Linked DNA regions of Homo sapiens: region 2 is linked to region 1. The links are chromatin loops, found by intact Hi-C in ENCODE. Cell type or tissue: heart right ventricle. All regions are shown on one strand. Links, peaks and the distances in the headings refer to the core of each region. The heading gives the core; the rest is flanking DNA. Region 1 holds the start of C8B (complement C8 beta chain). Region 2 holds the start of C8A (complement C8 alpha chain).

What was found. Peaks named below come from ENCODE experiments on the same cell type or tissue, not always from the same donor. Only the 100,000 strongest peaks of a DNase experiment are listed, where the experiment ranks them.
Region 2: it touches region 1 in a loop (2.1-fold over the local background); 2 of 110 quality-filtered maps call a loop at or near these places.

What each region holds. Positions count from the first base shown.
Region 1 is chr1:56,965,041-56,977,368 of GRCh38, reverse strand. C8B (complement C8 beta chain) reads left to right here and starts at 11,354. Exons shown (of 12, transcript NM_000066.4): 1 at 11,354-11,512. The coding sequence starts at 11,421. LOC112267900 (a long non-coding RNA gene) reads right to left here. Exons shown (of 8, transcript XR_007066117.1): 2 at 7,613-7,789. In heart right ventricle, for the core only: a CTCF peak has its summit at 8,909 (motif pointing right); no DNase peak of the experiment used is centred there.
Region 2 is chr1:56,850,436-56,858,435 of GRCh38, reverse strand. C8A (complement C8 alpha chain) reads right to left here and starts at 3,639. Exons shown (of 11, transcript NM_000562.3): 1 at 3,458-3,639. The coding sequence starts at 3,534. In heart right ventricle, for the core only: no CTCF peak of the experiment used is centred there; no DNase peak of the experiment used is centred there; H3K27me3 peaks cover 411 bases.

The DNA.
Region 1 (12,328 bases), core at 4,329-12,328:
TTTTAGGCATCAGGCAGATCTCTACATTGGAAAAAGCCATCTCTCTGCCCTCTTTCCACCCTTGTTTAAGGAAGTCCTTGAGGTTCAGAGTCAGGGTCCAGACAGGGGTGACCTGAGAACTGGGATAAACTTCCACATAATGGCATTGGCAGCAACTTGGATGAAGTTGGAGGCCATTATTCTAAGTGAAGTAACTCAGGAATGGAAAACCAAATATCTTTATGTTCTCACTTATAAGTGGGAGCTAAGCTATCAGGATGCAAGTGCATAGAATGATATAATGGACTCGCAGAGAAGGGTGAGAGTCGTGAGGGATAAAAGACTACACATTGGATATAGTGTACACTGCTTGGGTGACAGGTGCACCAAAATCTCAGATATCACCACTAAAGAAATTATCCGTGTAACCAAAAACCACCTCTTCCCCAAAAACTAATGAAATAAAGTAAAAAACTTCCATTTGATGTAGAAGCTGAATAATTATAAAAGCTAATGCTTGTATAATGTACTCATCATGTGCCCAGAATTGTTCTAAACATTTTATGTATGGTTACTTGTTTGATCTTCACAGGAGCCCCATAAGGTGGGCACAATTAGCCATATTTTCCAGACAGGAAAAATGAAGTTAAGAAGTACAGCTAGTAAGTGTGGTAGTCCACTTTTGCACCATGCGTCAGGGCTGCAGAGCCTGTGCATGTAGCCTCTCTCTGATGTCATCCCTTAAGAAGACAGGGAATTCCTCTATACCTGGCTCACATATAGAGATTCTGGTATCGGAGAGCCCAGAGGAATAACAATTGCACACTTTGACAAGTGCAGCTATCCAAACCTGTATCAGAGTTAATAGACAAGTGCATTCAGGAGAAACAGAAACTTGTAAAGTATAATAATATTTTGAATCAAAATCAACACCACATGTATACTTATAAGACTCCTAAAATGTGTTGTTTCTATATTAAACAACAACAAAAAAGGTAATTGGGTCAGTCAGTCAGTGTATTAGTCTGTTCTCGTGCTGCTAATAAAGACATACCCAAGACTAGGTAATTTATAAAGGGAAGAGGTTTAATGGACTCACAGTTCAGCATGGCTGGGGAGGCCTCACAATCATGGCAGAAGGCAAAGGAGAAGCAAAGGCACGTCTTCCATGGCAGCAGGCAAAAGAGCTTATGTGGGGGATCTCCCCTTTATAAAACCATCAGGTCTCATGAGACTTATTCACTATCACAAGAAAAGCATGGGAAAGACCAACATCCATGATTCAATTACCTCCCACCAGATCCCTCCCATGACATGCAGAATTATGGGAGCTACAATTCAAGATGGGACTTGGGTGGACCCACAGTCAAACCATATCAGTCAGTATGATTTAGGTGTCCTGGATTCATCCTTGACTTTGACCTGCTGTTTGTGAACCATGTGTAGGTAGCCAGGTTTATGAAGCCAGGCTTTTCCTCTCTAGCAAATTCTGCAAAGTTGGATGCTGACTGCATCTAGACTGAAATAAATCTTCCCTTCCGAAAAAAGGGCTCTGGTTGCTAAACTTTTCACATCAGTGGATACATACAGGAGCCCATCAAGTCAATTGTCTAGCTGGAAGGCTGTTTAAGTTGGAAATTATGAAATTAACAGCCAGAACATAACCAATGATGATATTAATCGTTACCATTTCCTGTCATGTGTGGCACTGTGCTAAGCACTTTCACAGCCCTGAACGGAAATGCTAAGTAACATAGCCCATGCCACACATTCAGTAAGTTGTAGAGACAGGCTCTACCAACAGACGTTCTGCCTGCAGAGCTGCCCTCTTAACGTGTGTACAATCCTAGCCTAATTTCATATGTTAGATTTACCACACAGTTAAGCAGAAATATACAACAAACTGTAGAAATGCTAGATTGGAGTTCTGGTGTCAGATTTGATGTCTTCCTTGGCAAAGGGAATGGCCTCTGGTCAGGCAGGACCGGGTTCTCCTTGCTGTGGTTTGCTTGTGAGATCTGGTGATCATCTTTAGAGGGCCCCTGCTCTTCTCTCTCATGCCCCATCTTTGGATTACATCATTTCCATTCATCAAGGGTCTTAAAACCCTTTGAAGAAAGATCTTGTTCACTGTACCTGCCAATTCTCAAAGTTCATTCTAAGTCTTTTTTATGTTTTTACTGTGTTTTAGAGAAAGGGTCTCACTCTGTCTCCCAGGGTAGAGAGCAGTGGCGTAATCCTAGCTCACTGCAGCCTCAAACTCCGGGGCTGGAGCAATCCTTTTACCTCAGCCTCCCAAGTAGCTAGGACTACAAGTTTGTGCCACCACACCAGATGGGGTCTTGCAATTTTGTCCAGGCTGCTCTCAAACTCCTGGCCTTAAGCAATTCTTCTGCTTTAGCCTCCCAAAATGCTGGGATTATAGGTGTGCCCCACTGTGCCCAGCCCTCCATTGTAAGTCTTAAGTCCTGATCAAAGAATTACTGCACTTGTGAGTCTGGACAGGATGTTTCCCTGTGGTTTGGCGGTACAGTGGCATACCTATCTCTAATCAAAAAGTTCCACCTACCTCTGTAAGCCATATTCTCTATCAGCATTGGATAAAGGAAGGTACTCGCATATTCTTTGGGAGAAAGGGGCTCTTTTGATTAAAACTTGTATTTTTAAAAAAGTCCTTCATTAAGCAATGCCACTTCCTGAATGTGGTAACTGGTTTTCAGAGATTGTCCCCAATGCACCACCCCACCTGTATTGTGTTGCTGTCTCCCAAATTGACTCTGGGCTGACCCTGTGACTCATTTTAACCAGTAGAATATGATGGAAGCAAGTCTATGCTAGTTCCAGGCTACAGCCTTAAGAAGATGTGGCAACTTCTGCATTTCTACCCTTGGGAGCCCTGAGATGTCATGTGAGAACTTGAGTTGCACTATTGGAGAGACCCTGTGGAGAGGCCCGCTGGATGGCCACCTGAAGAGGAGGAGGCCTGAGGAGAACCACAGCCCCAGCCAGGCTGTCCAATCTAACCTTCAGCCATCAAGCTTCTGAGCCAAGTCAACAGACCTGTGAGTGGAGAAACAACTGGGACTGTTCCAGCCCCAACAGACATCACATGGAAGAGAGATGCCCCTTCCTTCCGGGCCAGCCTGAATTCTTGAGCTACAGAATTGTGAGTAATGGTAACATAATTAATGTTTTCAGACACTAAGCATTCTGGTAGTTTCTTATGGCTGTATCAGATAACAGAAACCCTGACACTGTGTAACATCAGAAATTGCATCATAGTTCAAAAGCCTGACTAGTCAATCACTTCGCTCTTCGGTTTGGGGCTTCACAAGCACAGGGGAAGTTTCCCAGACTCCCCTTCCACAGCCACCCGACTAGTGTAGTCAAGAAAGTACATGGTTTTCTACTTAAAGTTACCCAAGTCATAATTATAGATGTGTTCAATTACTTGGGTTTATTTCCTCTATGAAACTGGAAACTCCATGAAGGTAGGGAGCCAAGAGTGATATTTACTGCTGAATCCTCCACTTAGCACAGAGTCCAGCACATAGTGGACACTGAACATATATTTTTTGAATGAATAAATGAACTTATGCAGTGTTTGAATTGGTATGAAGTTTGGGTCGGGCACAGTGGCTCACACCTGTAATCTTAGCAATTTGGAAGGCTGAGAAGGATGGATCACCTTAGGTCAGGAGTTCAAGACCAGGCTGACTAACATGGTGAGACCCCGTCTCTACTAAAATATATATATAAATTAGCTGGGCAAGGTGGCAGGCACCTGTAATCCCAGCTACTTGGGAGGCTGAGACAGGAGAATTGCTGGCACCTGGGAGGTGAAGGTTGCAGTGAGCCGAGATTGCACCACTGCACTCCAGCTTGGGTGGCAGAGTAAGACTCCATCTCAAAAAAAAGAGAAGAAGTTTGGAGTAGCTGGAGCATAGAGATTGAGAAATTGTTAATTTGCTAGGCTAAAAGTTTGAACTTGATCGTGTAGTGAGCAAATGAACAGATGCACAGGGTGGCCTAAACTTCACCATTTGCCACACTTAATCCACAAAATCAATGCAACTACATAATCCATCAGTTGTTTCAAGTCCCCCAGGGAATTAGTTTCAAGGCCCATTGCCAAGTAGAATCCCATTTTTCCTCCCCACACATTTCTAGCATTTCTGGAACTATCTGGAGTAGAAAGTGAGTAATCTTTCAATTGTCTGTACTTATATTAAAAACATTTGTGAAAATGAGTTGCTCTGAGTTGAACTGGAGATGTTTCATTGCCTATCCCAATGATGTCAATGCCTCATGGCTCATGAGGTCAGTAAAATATTCAAAGATTTTTAGGAACCACAAAAACGACTTAACAGAACATATGATGTACTGTACCTCCAGTATTAAACATATTGTGCCCACACCTGGCCCTAAATAACTAGTACCAAATCAAATTGTACCTAAAGAGCTATCTCTTCAGTCCGCCCTCTTGCATTTGGCGAGCACATCCCAAATGATGGAAACAACATCTGCGAGGTCAGCTCTCCTCTCAGCACTCTGGTGAACCCCTCGCCTTGGAGCACACTTGGAGCACCTTTTGCATCCACCTGGTTATACAGTGCTCATTGTCACCATCAGTGCTGACCAACCGTTATTAGTACACATCCTATCTGTATTAGTCCATTTTCATGCTGCTGATAAAGACATACCCAAGATTGGGCAATTTACAAAATAAAGAAGTTTAATGAACTTACAGTTCCATGTGGCTGGGGAGGCCTCACACTCATGGCGAAAGGTGAAAGGCATATCTTACATGCTGGCAAACAAGAGAAGAGAGCTAAAACCATCAGATCTTGTGAGACTTATTTACTATCACGAGTACAGCATGGGAAAGACCTGCCTCCATGAGCCAATTACTTCCCACCGGGTCTCTCCCATAACACATGGGAATTCAAGATGACATTTGGGTGGGGACACATGCAAACCATACCACTATCTGTTCCTGAACTATATGGCTTACACGGTATTCTACATCTAAGCCTCTTTTACAGCCAGAGAGAAATAATTACCTATAATTTATAAGACCATGCACCATAGAAGAAAGAGGGCACCTGTGCATGTCCACAGATAAATAGATATCCATTCTTTATATACAGAAATATACATAATAAAGGACACAGAATTTCCATATCTGTCAACACAGAGAACAAACAAAACCCTAGAATAGATAGCCTCCTCTGCTAAATAGACACTGCCTTCCTGCCACCACCACATCCATGTCATAGACATTGACCACTTAGAAGGCGGTTTTCAACCTGTGACTCCTTTCTAGTCAATGCTTGCCAGTTTTGTGAGGTGGAGAATGAGGATTTGGGGAAGGAGAGTGTATTTGTTTAGGTAATGCTAGCCACTATAACAGAAAAACACTGACATCTCAGTGGCCTACTACAATAGAAATTTCTTTTTTACTCTTGCATAGTCTAATCAGAAGAGAGTGCAGAAGATTCTGCTCCAGGCAGTCATGCAGGAACTCAGGCTGCCAGAGATTCTGCCCTCTTTAGCACTAGCTTTCACGATTACCATGGGTACCCACATGTAGCTGGCATATGAGGAAAAAAGAGAGTGTAGGATTTCACACTGGAGGTTTATCATGGGTCAGACATAAAACAGTACACACCCCTTCTCCCTATATTTCATTCACCAGACTGCAGTCACAGGGTTAAGTATAATTGCAAGGGAAGCTAGGACATGTAGTGTAGTTTAAGAGCAAAGAGATATGGGCTCCCTACACGGCTGTTCTCTTTGCCACAGGAGGATAATTTTGCTGGCTATCATTATCTTTCTTTTAATTTTTTTCCTTCTTGTTTTTCCAGTTGGGAATAGAGCCACTTCTTTTTCTCATTCGGGTTTTATTTTCCCCAGATAGCCCTCCAATAACCTTGTTGCCCACTCAGCCCACCTACACTTCCTTCTGGGAAAATTTTGAACCACAGTGGTGATAATACCCATGCAATGGATAAGGCATTCCAATATGCATAACCACCTTCGGTGATGTAGTTATCACAGCAGTCAGCTAAGGACTTTTGAAAATCAGGTTCCCCAGGCCGCAAGGAAAAATCTACAGTGGAAACAGTAGACGTCGGCATTTCCCAGACACTGATTAAGGCTCTAGAACAACAGGAGGGAGATAGATTCTGTCCTCCAGGATCCAGGGAAGGTGAGCCTGGAAGACAAGGAGCTCATCTGAAGGTGGACAAGACCATGCTGTAATCCATGGGGCTGTGTGTGATGAAGGGCGAAATGCGTGCTGTGTAGGGTGGTGTCACCCTGAACAGCTGCCAGGCTCAGCCCCAGGGACTTTATATACCTTCCTTAGTAGAGAACTATAACCTCAGTCATCATAATTCCACCTTTGCACAGAGCTGTGTAGTGTACAAAGCCTTTCACTGTTCACTGAGGGTGTGTTATTTTCTTCCCTCAGTGACATAAGACAGGTATTATGTTTATGCCTTCCTTTCCATCTCTACTCTCTCTTCTGCTACCACCACCCTAATTCAGGCCTGCATCTTTTCTCAGTGGACTCTTAGGACAGCCTCCTAAGGGGTCTCTCGGCTCCAATTTGCCTCCCTCTAATCCATTCTCTACACTGTAGCAAGAGTAATCTCTCAAAGAAAGCAGTCCCTTTTCTTCTCCTCCTAACACCCTTCAATAGCTTCTCTTGCAGTTTGGATAAAATCCATGTCATTAGCATGCTCATCAGGCCCTACCTGATATGGCTCCTGCCTGCCTCTCCTGTTTCATTTCTTTCCATTGCTCATGCTGAACTCTGTGCTACAGCAACACTGAATGGCTTATGGTTCCCACAGACCCAGTGACCTTCCTCACCTTTGGATCATAACTTTGATGACCCCTTTATCTGTAATGCCACATGCCCTCCCTTTCATTTGCTAACTCCTCTTTAACCCTTAAGTGTCACCTCATTCCTGAGAATACTTTTCCAATGGCCACACACATACTTCGCTGATGCCTGAGCTATGCTGTGTAAACCTCTCTCATTGTCACACTGTACTGCTGTGATGTTTTACTGTGCCTGCCCATCTCACTAAGCTGTGAGCTTTCATAGGGAAGGTCCATTACACACTCATCTTTATACCCAGTCAAGTAGCATTGCACTTGGCATCTAGTAGGTGCTCAATAAATGATTGTTGAAGTGTTTTATCAACAAGCCTGCATTTGAAACTCAGTAAACTACAGCTTAGAGGGCTTAAGGGGTTGGTCCAGGATATAAACTAAGTCACAGGAGAAATGAGATGTCTCAGTCTTTCTGAATCCTCAAATACTTCACACTATATCACATGATCTTCAAAAGGAGACAGATAATTATGTTGGCTGAAAAAGTTGTATCTCTTGAGGAAATGTTTTGTTTTGTTTTACTTCTTTTAAATCTTAAGTCCTTTTGAGAATCTCAGGAAAGTTATGGATTTTTCCCCCAGAAAAATGTATATACACACCAAATTTTTTATGCAATGTAAGAATATATTAAAAGTATATTGGTCAGAATGGGGTAGGTATTATTGCAGCAACAATAAACCACCAAATCCCAATAACATAGCACAACAAAAGTTGAATTCTAACTCACATGAAGTCCTTTATGGGTCAACATGGGCTCTCCTCCATCCAATGACTCAGGGGTTTAGGCTTCCTTCACCATAAGACATTGTTCTGTCAACACATGCTTCCAAATCCACAGGACAGAAGACAGAAATGGACAGGGCACACTGGCTCTTAAGTGCTTCAGCCCGAAAGTGTCACATGTCTGTAAGAAATTGCCGAATGTCCACGAATTCCTTCCAAAATTGTAGGCATACCCCTTTGCAATGTGACTCTGCTCTTCCTCCCATCAACAGGTATAAGCTCTGTCTCTAGCTCTTGAATGTGGGCTTGGCCATTGCTTCAGCCAAGGAGACATTAAGAAACATCAGGCAAGCAGAAGTTTGGAAAGCACTTGTGCACTGGGGCTTGTCTTTTCTTGCTGCTTTTTGAAACCATTAGATCACCCTGAGATCAAGCCTGAGTTAGTCTATTTGGAGTCATGTGGCCCATTTACTTCATCACTTCAGCCAACAGCCAGTGCTAACTGACAGACAGAATGAATCATCAGGCAGGTGAGTAAGGCCATCCTGGACCAACCAGGCTCCTGCTGACCTACCAGTTGGCTGAACCAAGGCAAGGCCAGCACCCATTTTAGCCTAGGCCTATTTGATGACCCAAGGAATTGTGAGCTGATAAATGATGATTGTTTTAGTCTACAATTTTGGGATTATTTGTTATGCAGCAAAAGCTAACTAATACAAAAATAGGTACCAGGAGTGGAGTGCTGCCATAGCAGAAACATGAAAAGTGGCATTGGCTGTGGAACTGGGTGGAGCCTGGAAAATCAGTCAATAAAAGTTGGAAAAACAACAAACTGTTAGTGGATCCGCAGACCTAGAGTTACAAATTCCTTCATATCGTTTAAAGGCCTAGAGACATATGATCAGTTTCAAAGCTCTCGCATGGTCAGAGATGAGATCTATAGCCCTGAGTAAGAGCAGCTAGACCAGAAGAGCAGTGTGGTGTGATAACTGTGAAGACTTAAAGCAGTGCTGGCACATCCTAAGGGCAAGGGGAAGCTTCAGAGCTAGAAAAAGGAGCATTTAGGAGTCAGAAAAAAAAGTGTATCAAGCCAAAGATGTCCTACTAACCAGCTGTGGAAACAGCTGTGAAGCCCCATCTTAGAGGCTTGGAAGATGATATTATGTTTCTTGGCTTATTGTCAAAATCAAACAAGATGATGTATGGGAAAACTGTTAAATTGTTAAGAACTGTCCCTGAAAAATATGTGTATTACTATCACTAAAGCCTGAGGCTGCCGTCCTCCAGGCGGGATCTCAGGTGAGCTGCACTGGGAAACCACCAGGGGGCGCGATGAGGTTGGAACTCCGGGAGACCTGGGGGCGCCTGGAGCGTTAAGAACCCCAGGGGAATCTATTGGGAAGGCTTTCTTGAGCAAGTGACATTAATATAAAACTCGAATAATGAGTCGTATTTAGCTAAGTGGCACATACTCTGGACAGAAGGAACGGCATGCAAAAATCCTGGAGGTGAGAGAGCACAGGATTCACTCGTGTAACTGTCCTCTCTAAACCTGCAGGCTCCTCCGTGAGTACATCAGGTTGAGGAGGTCGAAGGGGAGCCCTGTCTTCTAAGGGTTTGGCTTCTCTTAAAGGCAGGCAGATAGGAGACAGGACATGGATCTTTCTTGAAACACAAGTTTCTGCTTGTTTACAAATGATTAACCACCACAATCAATTGCGTCAAAGTTCAGGTCAATTCATCCTTTGGGACAACGGTGACATGGAGTCTTGCACCTAGGCTTATGACAACTGGAATGCATCCTGGGTGGTCTGGCAGCAGAACTTGTGTTCTGTGTTTTGGACACAATTAATGTGAGAGGACTACCATCTTCTGTGGCTTTCCCATCCATCCCCTCACTATACTTCCTTATTTGATTCTCCAACCCCAACCCAGCTACTCGGCAGGGGTGGCAGGAGGGGGAGGCTTCCCGTTTTGTACGTTCAAACCCAAAACAAACTTATCAAGTAGGTAGTAATGAATTATTATCCCTATTTCACAGATGAGAAAACAGAGTCTTAGAGAAACTCTGTAACTGTGTTTAAGGAAAGCAAATCCAGTGTTCTTTCTACTAGCCCACCCTCATACCTTGCAAGCTGCCTCTCCCATGTGAGGTTCCTCACCCACATCTGCAATAGCAAAAGCAACAGGACGCCATCCAACACGTGGACTCAGCCCTTTATGCGTTGCAGGTTGGTTTTGTAAATGCCAGGTTGGTGCAGTTTGGACTTTAATATGTTGATTCTGGGGAGTCAGGGATGGTTTTCAGGAAGGTAGGTTTGAGAACCTCAGTCATTTGTATCTTTTGGGATGCAAACAATAACAACAACAGCACATATATATTTAGATAATTATTTTCATGTAGTTATTTCCTGGGTTTTTTTTGTTTTGTTTTGTTTTGTTTTATTTTGAGACGGAGTCTCGCTCTGTCACCCAGGCTGGAGTGCAGTGGCGCGATCTCGGCTCACTGCAAGCTCTGCCTCCCAGGTTCACGCCATTCTCCTGCCTCAGCCTCCCGAGTAGCTGGGACTACAGGCGCCCAACACCATGCCTGGCTAATTTTTTTTGTATTTTTGGTAGAGACGGGGTTTCACCATGTTAGCCAGGATGGTCTCGATTTCCTGACCTCGTGGTCCGCCCGCCGCGGCCTCCCAAAGTGTCATGTAGTTATTTCTATAATGCCTATTTGTTCAACAATTACACATTTAGTATTTGGTCTGACTCTCCCAACTGTGAGTGGTAAGTTGTCATAGTCCTCCTAATTTTACATATGAAGAAACAGAATCAGAGACAGTCAATAAAAATACCAGCTCACTTATAGAGAGTGCACATAGAATGTGCCAGGCAATGTTCAACATGTTTTGAACATGTTGTGAAGATTAAATAAATCTAATTTATTTAATAATAATAATTATAATTAATTATAATTACAATAATAATTAATAATAATCTAATTTATTTAATCTTCACAACAACCCGGTGAGGTTGGTATTATTATTATCCCTGTTTTATTGATGAAGGAACTTAGGCCCAGAGAGGGTTAGTAATTTTCTCTGGCCACACAGCTGGTGAATCATACAGAAGCAATTTGAAGTCAGGTAGATGGGTTCTAGAGCCCTACAGCCTCTTACTGACTTGCTCAACATCATGTAACTGGAAAGAGGCAAACATGGAATTCAAACCTTGGCCTGTCTGACTCCAAACCCTGAATTCTACTAAGTAATAATAGCTGACATATCTGAGCGCTGAACATAGGCCTGTTCTAAACATTTCCTTATATTAACGTGTTTAATTCTCACCACTTAGCAAGTAAGGAGAGTAAGGCACAGAAGTAAAGCAACTTGCCCATAGTCCAAAGCTGTTAGGTTGGTGCAAAAGTAATTGTGGTTTTTGCCATTAAAAGCAATGACAAAAACTGCAATTACTTTTGCACCAACCTAGTCAGTGGCAGAGAATGTACTTGAACCCAGGCTGTCTAGACCTAGATCCCACAGTCCTTGCCACCTCACTAATAGCCTGTCCACTTGGCAGCTTACCCTAAAGTTACAGAGGAATAAACACCATGCTGCTACAGATTTTTCATTATTCTGGTTGGTTTCCAGAGTGACAGGTAAGTTTTTGGTCTGTGCAAAGTCTGTTTCCAGTCACTAGTGGCTTTCTGTTTACTTTGCAGAGCTATTTGCTCTTGGGGACAGAAGCTGACAGTGGCACTCACAGCACAGGCTTGTTATGGGTCTAGCAGCCTCTGTGGCATCTCCTGTCACATTGGGAAAATGAAGAATTCCAGGACATGGGCTTGGAGGGCGCCGGTGGAGCTATTTCTTCTCTGTGCTGCCCTGGGCTGTCTCAGTTTGCCTGGCTCCAGGTAAGTGACAGTTACCAATAATTCCCTGATCAATAATATGACAGGGAAGGTGCAGCCACATGATGCTGACCATCTCTTTGTTGCATGCCTATTGAATGAGGAACGTCTCTTAAGGCAATTTGCATGCATCTGATAACATACTATCAACAACTCTTTTCAAATTATTGTGGAACCAAGTAGCTGATTTCAACAAAAGTTCCTGTAAGAAACTGACAGGTTTAAATGTATTTTGTCATGCTGAGAAGAATAGGATATTTTTTCTGTATTCTGAACAAAGCCTCCGTGTGATTCTTTATGAAAAAGAAAGTTTGTTACATACAGAGGACAAAAGAGCAAATTCATGAAATGATTTTAATAAATGAGATTGACCTACTCTACCTGCTCATCAACCCCAAATCTTCAGATTCTCAGGTTCTTTCCCACCCCCTTCTTACACACACACACACACACACACACACTCTCTCTCTCTCTCTCTCTCACCCCCCACAAGGTTCCCAGCAGTTAAATGCTGGCTGATTTATTTCATCATTGTTAGTCTCCATTAACAAGGTGCAAAACAAGCTAAAGAAAATATCCTAGTGGGAGCTCAAACTTGGGCTCCAGTGATAGAAGAGCCAGTGACGTAGCAATGTGGGGATGCTCCGTGTGCATGAGAAACCCCTGCCATGAGATGTTGAAGTGTGCATGTGTCCCCGGCCTCCATGTAAACACTCCTGTGGGAAGAGGGACTGTAATTCCATTCCTTTTACTTAGTCCAAAAATGAGATCTGAACAAACCTTTCACTTTATGTGAGGAGTACCTCCTACCCATGGGAC
Region 2 (8,000 bases), core at 1-8,000, 110 kb after region 1:
CTTTTCATCAATGGAAATATTGGGTTGAAAATTTTGGCCTTCAATTGATGGATAGTAAAATCAACACTCTTAGAAGAATGTAATAAGGGTTAAATTGGCCAGTATTCATAAATGCCTATCTGAGTTATCTTGTTATTGAATACTCCCCTTCTCTCTCTAAGGTTCAGTTTCTTGCTCTGCAACATGAGTGGATTAAGCTAGATACTAAATCCTTCCTAATTCTAAAGACCAACGAAACAGAAATAATGGAATCAGCATACAAGAACATTAAAAGTGTTATTGTAAATATGCTCCAATATTTGAGGAGAATTAAGAGGATAATGAGAAGGGTAGTAGAAGATAGTAGAAGGTACCAAATGAGACATTTAAAGCTGAAAATTATATTAACTGAAATTTAAAATTCACTGGACAGGCTTAACAGCAGATTAAACATTGCAGAACAAAAAATTAATAAATATAGAGTTATAGAAACCAAAATGAAACAGAAAATAAACTGCCAACAACAAAATAAGAAAGAGCATCACTGACCTGTGGGACTTTATCAAGCAGGCTAGCATCTCTGTAATTGGACTATAAGAAAGACAGATGAGAGTGTATGGGGCAGAAAACATATATGAATGAATCATGGCAAAAATTTTCAAATTTGATGAAAACTATAACCCACAGAACCATACCACCTTGGAATTAGAAAAATATAAATCTAAAAGATGGCCCAAAAAAAGAAAAAAATAGAAACAAGGAAGACATGGGACACATAGAAAACAAATTGTAAAATGGTGAACTCAAACCCAAGCATATCAATAATTATATTTGATATAAGTGGTCTAATTACTATAATCAAAAGACAGAGATTGTTAGACTAGCTAAAGCAAGCCTCATCTATGTATGTTCACATGAATTATATTTTTAAATATAGTCATATAAGTTAAAATAAAATAATAGAAAAAGATTTGCCATGCACACACAGATCATAAGAAAGCAAGCATAACTATATGTATTAATAATAAACATAATAGGTTGCAGAACAAGGACCATTGCCAGGGATAATGGAAGCCTTTCATGATAATAAAAGGGTAAATTATCAAGCAGTCAGAATAACTCTAGATGTGTGTGTGTGTGTGTGTGTGTGTGTATTTAATAACAGAGCTTTAAAATACATGGAGCAAAAACTGATAGAACTGTAAGTAGGCAAATCCACAAATACAGTTGGAGATTGCAACATTCTTTTCTCAGTAATCAATAGAACAAGATGAAAACTTGAGTGACATTAACAACCAACTTGACTTAATTGACTTGGAACTACACTGAACAACAGAATAATGCACTTTTTTGAGCATATGGAATATTCACTAAGGTTGATCACACTCTTAGTAAAAAACAAATCCCAATACATTAAAAGAACTGCAATTAAAACTTCTAAGCAAATTAGAAACTTGAAATTAAAAACTTCTAAGCAACACACATAATGAAAGGTGTTATTTGTATAAAATATGTAATAGAGACCCACAGATTTTGAGGCTGAAGATTATAACTTCCTTCCATCACCATTGTTTTAAAATGTTTTTCTCAAATAACACATTTTTAAGATTTTATAATAAGCAACTGTTAAACATGAACTTATAAAATAAATTTGTATAAAATATGTAATAGAGATCCACTGATTTTTAGGCTGAAGATTATAACTTCCTTCCATCACCATTGTTTTAAAATGTTTTTCTCAACAAATTTTTAAGATTTTATAATAAGCAAATGTTAAACATGAACTTATAAAATAAATGTGTACCATTAAAATGTAAAACTATATAATATGTTTTCAATGTTAGGGTTCATGTGAAATTTTATTTTGCAGGGAAAAAGAGTGCTATTACTTAAAAATAAAGTTTAAAATCTCTGACTGATCAGAAAGATCCATGCCAATTGGCATATTATAAATTTGTTTTGTCTGATTATTGTCAACCATCAAGGGAATGGAAATACCAAAAAATAACAATAACAATCACACAGCAGCACTGGTGACAGCTTTCACTGAATGATTACTAGGTAATAGGTAACAGGTATTGATCTAAGTACTTTCATGCATTTAATTTTTGTTCTTACTTTCCTCCCATTGTACAGGTAAGGAAAATGAAGCTTGGAAAAATTAAATAACTTGCCTGAGATCAGACAGCTAGTGAATGTCAGTGCCAGAATTTGAACCTAATAAAATCATTTCACCATGTAGTTTTTCACTTTCAAAGTCAGTGTCAGACACACTGGCATTAGATACAAAGACCTCATGATTTCCTCCTTCAGCACTTTGTAAAGTATTTAATTGGTTCCATTTTGCCTTGACTTGAAATTTGCCCCTTCACTGGTCTGTCTTGTTTGATAAGTTCATCAAACATCAAGACTCTTTGTTCATTTTCAAAAAGGATTACAATGATAAGCTTTTATAATTAAGAATATCTCGGCGGAGATTTCCTTTACACAGTTCTCTTGCCTTTATCTTCTAATTATTACAGATGAATTTTCTGATTTCAAAATTGTATTTCCTTTAAATACAAGTTACAAATTAACTGCTTTTAAAAATGCTTTCCTCCCTTCTGAACTGTTACTTAAAGGAATTCTCACTTGCTCTAGCATTTAAAAGCACTAATGATTCAAAATTGCATCATCTATCAAGAATTAGAATTAAATAATTCTATTTAAAATCTTTAATGTTTGGGAGACAGGGATTGCTTTAAAGCTATCCCGAAGGTGAAATAAAGGACTGCTTAGGCTCCACAAAATACTTAATATTAAGATACCAAAAAAAAAAAACCCATGAAGCAAGCTTGGAAATCTCAAGAAAATAGAATGGGTAAAACACAATGTACATATGAAACTACATCACCTCCCTCTATTATCCCATAGCAAAAGATAAAGTCATTTTTAGAATCAAATGACCCAGCATCTCTATAGTCCTTTGCCTTCCCCACAGTGATTTTGAACACATTATCTAATTTTATCCTCCCCCAAAACTATGAGACAGCACTCTTATGATGCTCTTTTACAGATAAGAAAGTAGGGGTTAAGTTAACTGTTCAGCACCACTCAGGAGAACTGTCATTTATTAAGTGTCTACTATAAGCTGAGTACATTTTATATTCAGGATCTTATTTTATCTACATTAACTCTTATAGAAGAGGTATTATTATTCTCATTTTACAGCTAGGGAAACTAAGGATCAAACCGATGAGATGATTTACCCTGAATTATTCAGCTTCTAAGCATTAGAGCTGTGATTTACACATAGACCAATTTGACTCCAAGTGCACGGTCTTTTCACTGTCCCATCCTCCTCCACAGGAGTAGTAATAACATGAAAAGAGGTTATTTTCCATTCTAACACAGCCTCTGCTGCAAACATAAAAGTGTCTTAGTTCCCCAGCAGGTGATTCCTACGTGCAAGTTTTGCAGAGACATATGGCCCACTTACTGGTTCACCTTCTCCTGTGCAGTTACCCCAGGCTGACAAGTCATCAAAGACAAGATGAAGAAAACAACAGCAAACATCTCAGCCAGAAGCCACCGCACTATATTACCTTGAAGGAATAAAGCTATCTATTCAGGAAATTGGAGTAAAAGATGTCTACAGGCTGGGACCTGTAAGATCTATCTGATGTTGGAAACTCACCCAGATACACATTGATTTGCACAGAACTCACTTGATTCTCTTTCAAATATGGTTAAATAGTAACCAGGGTATTGATTACCTAAATACTCTAAAAGTGTTCCAGGCACCAAAGGCCACTGCCCTTTAGACCTTTTGAAAAACAATATCCGTGTGGTTAAGGAAAGGAAGATATTTAACTAATACCAGCTTAGCAAAGAGGTCTTATTTTCAAAAGGAGGCAAAAACCAAACCAAGATGCAGTTCTAGAATTCCTGGTCTTTTTCAGTGTCTCTTGGAACTTCTGAGGTCAGATCAATCTATTTTGCAAGACTGAAACAAGGCTAATATTGGTATATCAACTCAGACATAAAGCACTCAGAAAAATGTAGGAAATGCTAACCATTACATGAAGGTTCTACTGTACGTTGCCAAACATCTAAATCCTGAAATATATGTGTAATTCAATGGACTTTCCACTTTTCATACAGACATTGGGCATCATTGAGATCCAGGGTATCTGTTTATTGAGGGGGCCAAATGTCTTAAATAGACATCTCCAGAAGCACTCTCTAGAATTATAATGTCAATAAAACCACACATCAGGACTAATGGTGCCATACCTGCCTAAAATCTCTTACTCTTCAAGACATAAATTAAATTAAATTGAGATGGATGGATAGATAGGTAGGTAAATACATAGATGATGGATAGATACACAGACAATAATTTAATGGCTACTATGTGGCAGGCATTTCATATGTCTTATTTAATTTTCATAGCAGGGATATGAGATGGAAATTATTAATTCCATTTAGATGGAATTAATGAAGATGAAGAAATGGAGGCCCAGAGAAAGTAACTAACTTGCCCAAGGTTGTATAGCTGTCTCAATATCCTTGGGAATATTTAGATTCTCTCATTAGCAGGACTGTCCAGTAGTATCATTACTGATCTCAAAGTTAGGAGAAATTTTAATGAATGACTTGTATGCTTAAGAAAATGTGTTTCTGATTTAAATGCGGAGATTTTTTTAAAGGCACCAAATTGTTATCATCTCCCTTTTCTCAGAGATTTTGGTAAACTTGACAGAAGTAAATGTGGATTCTGGGTCCTGGGAAGTCCCCGGAGCCTGTGATTTCTGTGTCTCTCTTTCTCCTACCTCTTTTCATTTTGACTCCTTGGTCCTCTTGGCCTCAGTTCTACCCTACTTTGAAAACCACACTTTCTGTTTGCTCCACAATATTCCAGCGTGACTAGCATTTCATTTTGCTTTCACTGAAGATATGGAGGACAATGGAGGGTATTCTATCTGGACACCCTGGGGCCAGTTCAGGATGGCACATCTGGAGGCCACCTCTTTCTACCAACTTCCATCCTTTCTCATCCGTAGTCAAAGTTCCTGAAACAGATCCACAGAGCCCCCTGGGAAGTGTAGCTCAAGTTCCCCCACTCCTCCCACAGCTTTTCTCATGAGGAGACAACCTCCGCTACAACAGTGTCCTCCACTGGGGGTGATTTTGCCCTCAGGGGATATTTGGCAATGTTCAGAGATATTTATGTTATCACAACTTGGGGAGTTGTGCTACTGGCACCTAGTGCGTAAAGGCCAGGGATGCTGCCACACATCCTACAGTGCCCAGGACAAAAAATTGTCTGGCCCAAAATATCAAGAGTACCTAGGCTGGGAAACACTGCCCCACAGAAAAACTGGTCTGCCTTCCCCTGATCCCTGAAATAAAAGCAATCGGGTCTTCCTTCTTAAAGCAGCTCCTTCTCTAAATGTCTCTGATGTCTTTTCTCCTTACCCAAGCCCTCAATGGCTTTAGGACTCTTCCTTAACCTTTATCACCTCTCCCACCCCACCCCCAGCACGGTCCCTTATACCCCACCATATTCCTCTGTAATATTTTCCTGCCAAGCTTCTCTCCTTCATCCTCACTGTCTTTGATCCATATCAGGGCCTCATCTCTCTGTAACTCTCATTACCCACTCCTAGTGGGCCTCCACTTCTCACTTCAACCCTCCCTCTCTAGCACTGCTGGATTCATCATCAAGGAAACAATCTCTGACAACATCACTGTCCTACTCAGAAAGCTGCAGTGGCTCCCCCATTATCTCTAAGAGTAAAAGTCCAAATTCCTCCATAAATGAGTCCCAGCCCATTTTTGCAGCCTTATCAACCACAACTCTGCAATGATCCCCCACAGCATAGTCTAGGTTCCCTTCACCTTCCTCATGCTTTGCTGCTGCTGTGGCTTTGCTCACACTGGGCCTTCCATCTGAACTATCTTCATCCGTCATCTCCTCCCTTTTTGCCAAGCATCTTCTCAAATGTCAGATCCATCATGGATCTTTTGCTGGTGGCTCCATCTAAAAGGTGTCTGCTTGGAAGCTCAACCTCATAAATGTGCTAGCAGCACTTATAATTTTTGTTTCATATTCTTCTAGGGGAGCAGGGCGTAACTGGAGAATGAACATGTCTTTAGTGTAAGTTCTGTGTCTGATTCTTATTTATAATCATCCATATCACTTAACAATAAAATCTTTAATAGGAAATTGTTGTTGATTGAGTGAATAAGCAAATAAGCAATTAAAAATAGATTACTATTTCAGAATATGATTAGACATATTTTCTCATTTGATTCTCAAAATAATCTCATGAGATTAAAAATCATTATCCTATCCTGGGCAACATGGTGAAACCCTGTCTCCACAAAAAATACAAAAGTTAGCCAAGCATGGTGGCATACACTTGTAGTCCCAGATACTTGGGAGGCTGAGGTGGGAGGATCACCTGAGCTCGGAGGCAGAGGTGGGAGGATCATCAGATCTTGTGAACCAAGATCACGCCACTGTGCTCCTGCCTGGGTGTCAGAGCCAGACCCTAGCTCAAAAAAAAAAAAAAAAAATCGTTATCCTGAAGAGAATCTTGAGAGTCAGACAGATAGCGATTGAGGGGGAAAATGAAACTAAGATGTTTGGAATCCCAAGCCCAGTGCCTGCCACCTTACATGTCTACTTAATCTTCACAGCAACCGTGGAAGGCCAGTAATACTAATGCAGTTTTGAAAATAAGGATATTGAAATTCAGGGTGGTTAAGTAATTTGCCTGCAATCACACAGCAGGCGAGTCTTGGAGTCATGGATTTATAATCCGTCCAACTGCAAAACTTCAGATCTTTTTGGTCTGGTGCAACTGCTAAGTGGTATATCAGGACTAAGGCCTGGGCCTTCCAGCTCCAAGTCTGATGATCTATTATGCTTTAGCAGAGAACGAATATAATTTCTAGGGGACAAAGAAAGCAAAATCATCACAGGATGAAATCAAAGGAGAAAAGCTAATAAGAAATGGGAGTGAGTGGAGTGAGTGTTCAGTGCCTCTATGAGTGAGTGTGTGTGTGCATGTGTGCATGCCTGCACTGGGATGGGGGAGGGGCATCTATCTGCTTTCAGCCCAACTGTTCTAAGATGAATGGGAAATGCCAAAAAATTGTTAGGTTTGCATATGTGGATTCCACCTTAATTGTAGCATTTTGTTATCAAAGATAGATAGTTATAAAATACCACGCAGAACAGACAGGGAGATGGCAATTCATTTTGAAAACACATTGCCTGTCTTAGGGAAACACTTTTCACTATCTAAGTCAGCCTGTGAGTTATGACCTCAGAAAGGAACATGTCCTATGTTGGCTCAGACTGCTCCCACGGGGTGACATCCAGATCTGTGCTCTCTGCAAAGCTTTTAGAAGCTCTGCGCCACGTTCCCCCCCGTGCTGGCCCAGTCCAAATAGGAGATCTAAATTCTGTAGTGCAAATGGAGGCAATGTGCTGGAGTGGAAAAAACACAGCTTTAGATCAGAAAGTGCCACTAGCCAGTTGTTGTCTCCTAGCCTTAGTTTCTTCATCTGTAAAATGGATAAAATAATACCTATCTAACAGGATAGGATCAAGCACCAAATGAGGATATTTAATCTAAAGATATTTAAATATCTAAAATGAAGATATTTAAACACTAAATGAAGAAATCTATTCACAACTGGGCATTTTGAGCAGCTGTTGCTGTTTTATTCAAACAATGCTCCCCCTTCTCACAATCTATTTTTCCCCATTCATATGCATGAGAGCTTTCATTTAAGTACCAAGAAAAGAGAAAGTGGAAGAAAGGAGGGATCTGGCAAAGAGACTATTGGAGGGAGGATGTGAGAAATCTGTGTGCTGGTTCCTTGGACTGATTGTGAACCCCTCTGGCAGAACGATGCAACCAGCAGAAGCTAATAGAATGACTCCAGCTGTAGATCCCAGGTGGCAACATGGTAGAGGGGCTGCTTCTACGCAAGTTCCAGTACCATGATGGCATCTAAAGGGT